2 separate regions of the Homo sapiens genome follow, and region 1 is linked to region 2. A link is an interaction called in ENCODE POLR2A ChIA-PET data of the cell type or tissue named here. Cell type or tissue: PC-9. All regions are shown on one strand. Links, peaks and the distances in the headings refer to the core of each region. The heading gives the core; the rest is flanking DNA. Region 1 has its middle 50 kb from the start of LINC01395. Region 2 overlaps BARX2 (BARX homeobox 2).

Region 1 (2,825 bases), core at 59-2,558, 130 kb before region 2:
TTGGCTGATTACAAATAGCGCTGCTGTGAACATTCTTCTCCATGTTTTTTTTTTTTTTTTCCTGTATCCAGCAACCTGGCTAAACTACACAAGAATTTCAACATATGTAGCATTTCTTTTGGGTATAAAAAGTTAGGAGTGGAATTGCTGGGTTATATGGTATGATCATGGTCAGTTTTAGTAAATACTGCCAGTTCTCCAAAGTTATTGCCTCAATTAGACCAGCAGTGTGTGAGTTCCTCTTTCTCCATATCTCTGCCAGGGCTTGATATTTTCAGTCTTAAATTTTAGCCACTCTGGTGGGTATGTGGTAGGACTCCATGGTGATTTTAATTTGTATTTTCCTGGTGACTAACGGGATTGTGCCTCTTTCTATATTTTAATGGCAATTGATAAATCCTTTTTTTGTGAATTTCTTGTTCAATTATTTTGCCCATTTAGGGGTTGGGGTGGGTATTGTCTATCTTTTAATTATTGTTTCTAGGATTTCTTTATATATTCTTTATAACTATCTTATGTATTGTCAATATCTTCTTCTCCTCTATCACTTGTTCAATGGTGTCTTCTAATAAATCAGCATTCTTAACATTAATGTAGTCCACAGATTCTTAACGGGGCTATATTTTCCTCATGGGGTATAAATTGGTCTTGGGGGGCATAACAAAGTCTTAGTTGTTGGAATTGGTTTGTGACCCTTCAAAGGAATACAATACGTAAACAGATACACAGTATATCTATGGTATTAAAATTTTATGAGGCAGGGGGTATGGAGATTAGGAGAAAAAAATTTAAAAGGCTTCTTAGGGGCTATAATTTTAAGAGGTTGGAAAACACTGACATAGTCCCATGTATCTATATTTGCCTTTTTGAGTCCTGATAGTCTTTGCACACACCAAAGTCTTGAAGATAAAATGGCCAATTTTTTTTTCCTTTGGTGACAGGGTCTGTCTCTGCCAGAGGGCAGTGGCACGATCAGTATTCACTGCACCCTCGACCCTCTGGGCTTAAGCGATCCTCCCACCTCAGCCTCCTGAGTAGCTGGGACTACAAGTGCGAGCAGCCATGCCTGGCTAATTTTTTGTAGAGACAGGGTTTCCCTATGTTGCCCAGGCTGATCTTGAACTCCTGGGTTCAAGTGATCCTCCCAACACTTTGGGAGGCCAAGGTGGGATTACAGGCGTGAAGCACTGTGGCTGGCCTTTAGTATCATTTAAACAATTTTTTAAAGTGTTGTAGCATCAATAAATAGTAATATGTCTCCTTTTCATTGTTCATGTAGATCATTTGTGGATTTGTTCTCCATCAGTCTTATCAATTGTATTCATCTTAACAAAGAAATAATTTTTGGTTTTGTTGATTTTTCTCAATTGTACATTTATTTCTGTTACACTGATTTCTGTTCTTAATTTTATTGTTTCCTGTCTGATTTCTTTGGGTTTTGTTCATTTTTACTTCTTCAGATGGTTGATTTTCAGCTTTTTCCCCTTCCCACTATTTGTTCTTACAGCCAAAATTCTTCTGTAAGCATTACTAGCTTCATGCTGTAAGTTTTGATATGTTCTATTTTTGCCATTCATTGAAAAATATTTTCTAATTTCCATTGTAATTTCTCCCTTGAGCTATAAATTATTTACAAATGCTTTGCTTAGTTTCTAAACATTTTCAGATTTTCCAATTATCTTTCTGTTGTAGCTTTTTAACTCAATTCTACTGTGGTCAGAGGATATTCACTGAATGATTTCAATCCTTTTAAATTCATTGACATCTCTTTATGGCCCAGCTTATGATCTGTTTGGTAAATGTTCCCTGTGCCCTTAAAAAATGCATATCCTGAGATTATTGGGTATAGAGTTTTATATATATCAATTAGGTCAAGTTTATTAATCATGTAGTTTAAATCTCTATTCTTACTGATTTTTTTGTCTGCTTGTTGTATCAATTACTGATAGAAGTATGTTAGTCTCCCACTTTAAACTCTGTGTCCTTATATTTAAGACGTGTCTCTTGTAAAGAGAATATAATTGCTTTTTGTTTTTCTAGTTCAGCCTCGAAATCTTTACCTTCTATTTCAGTATGTAGATCATTACATTTAATATAATTATCATTTCAATTTACCATCTTACTACTTATTTCCTATGTGCCCCACCTATACTCTATTCATTTTTCTCTGTTCATGCCTCATTTACATTATTCAGTTCTTGTTTTCCTATTCTAACCCTCTAATATCTTGTTACTATTTATTCTTTAGTGATTACCCTTGAGATTATAACATGCATCTGGGACATATTAGAACTTAAAATAAATTAGGATTTTCACTTCTTCCCAGATGATGTTAGGATCTTAGAATACTTTAACTCCACTTACCCTCCTTTTACTTTTTCTGTTATTAATTATGATTACAGACTTTTACATTTTTTAAAATTGATGATATTATTCTTATTGCTTTAAAGTTGATATTAATTTGAATTTACTCACATATTTGCTATTTACATTGTTCTTCATTTCTCTTTTTCCATCTGGCATCATTTTCCTTTAATTTCTTTCAGTGAAGGCTTTCTGGGAACAACTTCTCTCCCTTTTTGTTTGCTTGTAAGTGTCTTTATTTTGATGTAGAAGCTGTATCTTTCTATGTTATGAAAGACATGGAAGAATTCACGTTTGAAGACTATTTTTAACTGTGAAAAAATTCCCGGTTGACAGGTTTTTTTTCTTTTGGCACTTTAAAGAAGACTTCTAGATTTTTTTTTCTCTTTCAGTGCTTTATAGGTGTCTGCAGTACTTGCATTCTGGGGGGGACCGTTACTGTGTGGATTGAGAAGTCAGCC
Region 2 (2,825 bases), core at 221-2,720:
TTCGGATTATTTAATTCAACTTTCTCATCTCAGAGGGAGTAAATTGCCCCAGGAAGGTTAAGTGAGTTGCCTAAGATAACGTAACTAGGAAGCAGCAGATGGAGGAGTCAAACCAAGTTCTTCTGACTTGAAGTCCCATGCTATCAGCACATCATGAATCACATGGATACATCATTCAGAAGAGGGAGGCAAACAGATTTTAAATCACATGAAAGCTCAGATCGGTATGACTGGCGCCTCCAGCACTATGTTAAGGAGGATTCTCAGGCTGGCCAGAGCTTGGCTGAGGAAAAGGTGCTGGGTCGATTAACAATGTCTGCTATGGGCATGTGGCCGGGGCAGGGTATGGTGGCATACATACCAGTTATATGCCACTCCTGCGTTAGGAATTTCAAGGCAAGAGTTCTTTTCTGTCCAACAATCTGTTAAATCTGTAAAGTTCAAGTAAAGAGCTTTTCCCTTTGATTATTCAACACAGAGCTTAAAATGTCTGGATCATTACCTATGTGAATCATTTTATCTCTCAGTTTCATCATCTATAAGGTGAGTAAGAAAACTAGCTGATTCTAAAGAATCCTTCAAACTCTAATATACTGATGCCACGAAAGGACCTCTCATCCTCCCCATTTGATATCTGATGAAAATGGAGAAGACCCAGGGACTGCCCTTTGGGACTCAGTCCAGCCCTGAAAAGTGACTTCAAGGCCACAGCCAGCATCTGAGCCAACCAACATTCACACTAGCTCTGAGTTGAAACCGACTAACATCACAGAAGCATCCAGGTACTACCTGTGCTCCAGCTCTCTTCTCTGGGTTGGCATTTCTCTTCTTATTCCTTCCCATGCCTTTGTTTGGCCCCCAGTCACAGTTGATAAAACAAATAGCTTCTCTTATTCTTTGAGTACACTTCTAGCTAGGCCCAGCAGAAACCACAAAGTGGTTAAATAACAATAAATCACCACTTGCTACAACTTCCATTAACTCTCCAGCCAACTCCAACACTTGATGTTTTGTGCTGTGGATTCTTTTTAAGAAAAAAAAATCACCTGGGAGTGATATTTTAGAGCAAGAAAATGAGGATATGTGGGCTTGTGGTTTGGATCTCACAGCACACATCCTGAAATGATACTTCTTGGAAAAGAAGTTGGAAGCTTCTTAAAAAGGCATAAGATGTTTCTCATCTTAAATCACCTTACTCCTTTAAGTCTGTCACTTCTTTCAAAAGAGACTATCTTTCTTTAGCAGGCTAATGTGTAATCTAGAAACTAAGAAGCTTATCATTATAGGAAATGACTAACAATCCACCTGTAAGGAAGGCTTTGTATCACCTTTCTCTTTTGTAAGAGAGTTAAATATTTTTTTACCCAACATTGAATAATATTTTGAAAGTGTGGTAATATCTAGCATTGGCAAGCATACGGGGAAATAGGCATTCATATATTGTTGGTGGGAGTATAAAACAGTATAATCCTTGAGGACAAATTAAGCAGTATCTACCAAGTCACTGACAGGGAATTTCGTAATTTGAGGTCTATGCGTACAAAGATTTATATACAAGCATATTCACTGCAGCCTTGCTTATAATCATGAGCAGGGGAAATAACCTATATATTAATATCTCTCAACAGGAAAATAATTAAATAAATTGTGGTACATCCATAGTATGAACTACAATGTAACCATTAAAAAGTACTATCTAGTTCAGGTGTGGTGGCTCAGCACTTTGGCAGGCTGAGGCTGGAGGACTGCTTGAAGCCAGCAGTTCAAGACCAGCCTGGGCAACAGAGTGAGACCGTGTCTCTGTTTTTTTTTTTTTTTTTTTTTTTTTACTTACTTTTTTTTTTTTTTTAAAGTAGAGACAGGGTCTCTGTTGCCCAGGCTGGTTTTGAACTCTTGGCCTCAAGCAATCCTCCAATTTCAGCCTCCCAAAATGTTAGGATTATAGGTGTGAGCCATCGTGCCCAGTCAGAGATTCTGTCTCTTAAAAAAAAACATATAAACTGATGAGAAAGAGAGATGAATAGATGGATAAACTATATATAAACTAATACGAGAAAATACCTAATATATTATTGAGAAAAATATGATGTAAAATCATTTGTATTATTCTTTAAAACTATGATTTTTTTTTTGTCTGCCTTTATAAATGCATTTTTAAAAGTCTAGAAGGCTAGTTATCAAACTGTTAACAGTGATAACCTCTGGGCTTGGAATAAAACAGGGTGAAAAGGAATCTACACATTTGCATCTAATCCTGCATTCAATCCAGCCATGAATATTTACTGAGCATCTACTATGGGCTACACTCCGCTCTGGAAGCTGGGGAGATAGCAACGAATACTATAAAGTCCTACCTTCATGGAGCTTACATCCATTTGGGGAGGCAGACAGCAAACAAATAAACAAGTAAATATGTAAATAGTGCCAGGTAGTGATAAACTATGATGAAAAATACAGCAAAGTGTGAAGATGGGGCAGGTGGGGCAGAGGGCAGTATTGGGGATGAGGAGTCAGGGAAGGCCATGGTGGGAAGATGACCCTTCTGCAGGTAAGCACCCCCACGCAGAGGAGAGCCTGGAGAAGGTACGGGACAAGCACCCCAGCCCCAGAACCAGCACAGGCAAAGCCCTAAAGGCCGAATGAGCATGGGTTGAAAGACCAGCAGAAAGGCAGAGTAGGCAAGGGCAGAAGTCACAGGAGAGAAAACTGGGAAGAGATCTGTTGGAGCCCGATTACGCAGGGCCCTGTAGGTCAGGGCAAATCACTTGGATTTTATTCAAAATGTGATTTTTAAAAAAGCCATTGGCAAGATGTGAGCTGAGGGA

Evidence for each region. ChIA-PET counts read pairs that join two places held together with the same protein. Peaks named below come from ENCODE experiments on the same cell type or tissue, not always from the same donor. Only the 100,000 strongest peaks of a DNase experiment are listed, where the experiment ranks them.
Region 1: POLR2A ChIA-PET joins it to region 2 with 9 read pairs; 2 of 35 experiments call an interaction of 5 or more read pairs at or near these places.

What each region holds. Positions count from the first base shown.
Region 1 is chr11:129,565,418-129,568,242 of GRCh38, reverse strand. No RefSeq gene overlaps it. Among named protein-coding and RNA genes, the nearest start is that of LINC01395, 50 kb to the left of the region's middle. In PC-9, for the core only: no CTCF peak of the experiment used is centred there; no DNase peak of the experiment used is centred there.
Region 2 is chr11:129,433,425-129,436,249 of GRCh38, reverse strand. All of the region lies in intron 1 of BARX2 (BARX homeobox 2), which reads right to left. Among named protein-coding and RNA genes, the nearest start is that of BARX2, 59 kb to the right of the region's middle. In PC-9, for the core only: no CTCF peak of the experiment used is centred there; DNase peaks (open chromatin) are centred at 419, 939 and 1,389; H3K27ac peaks cover 2,422 bases.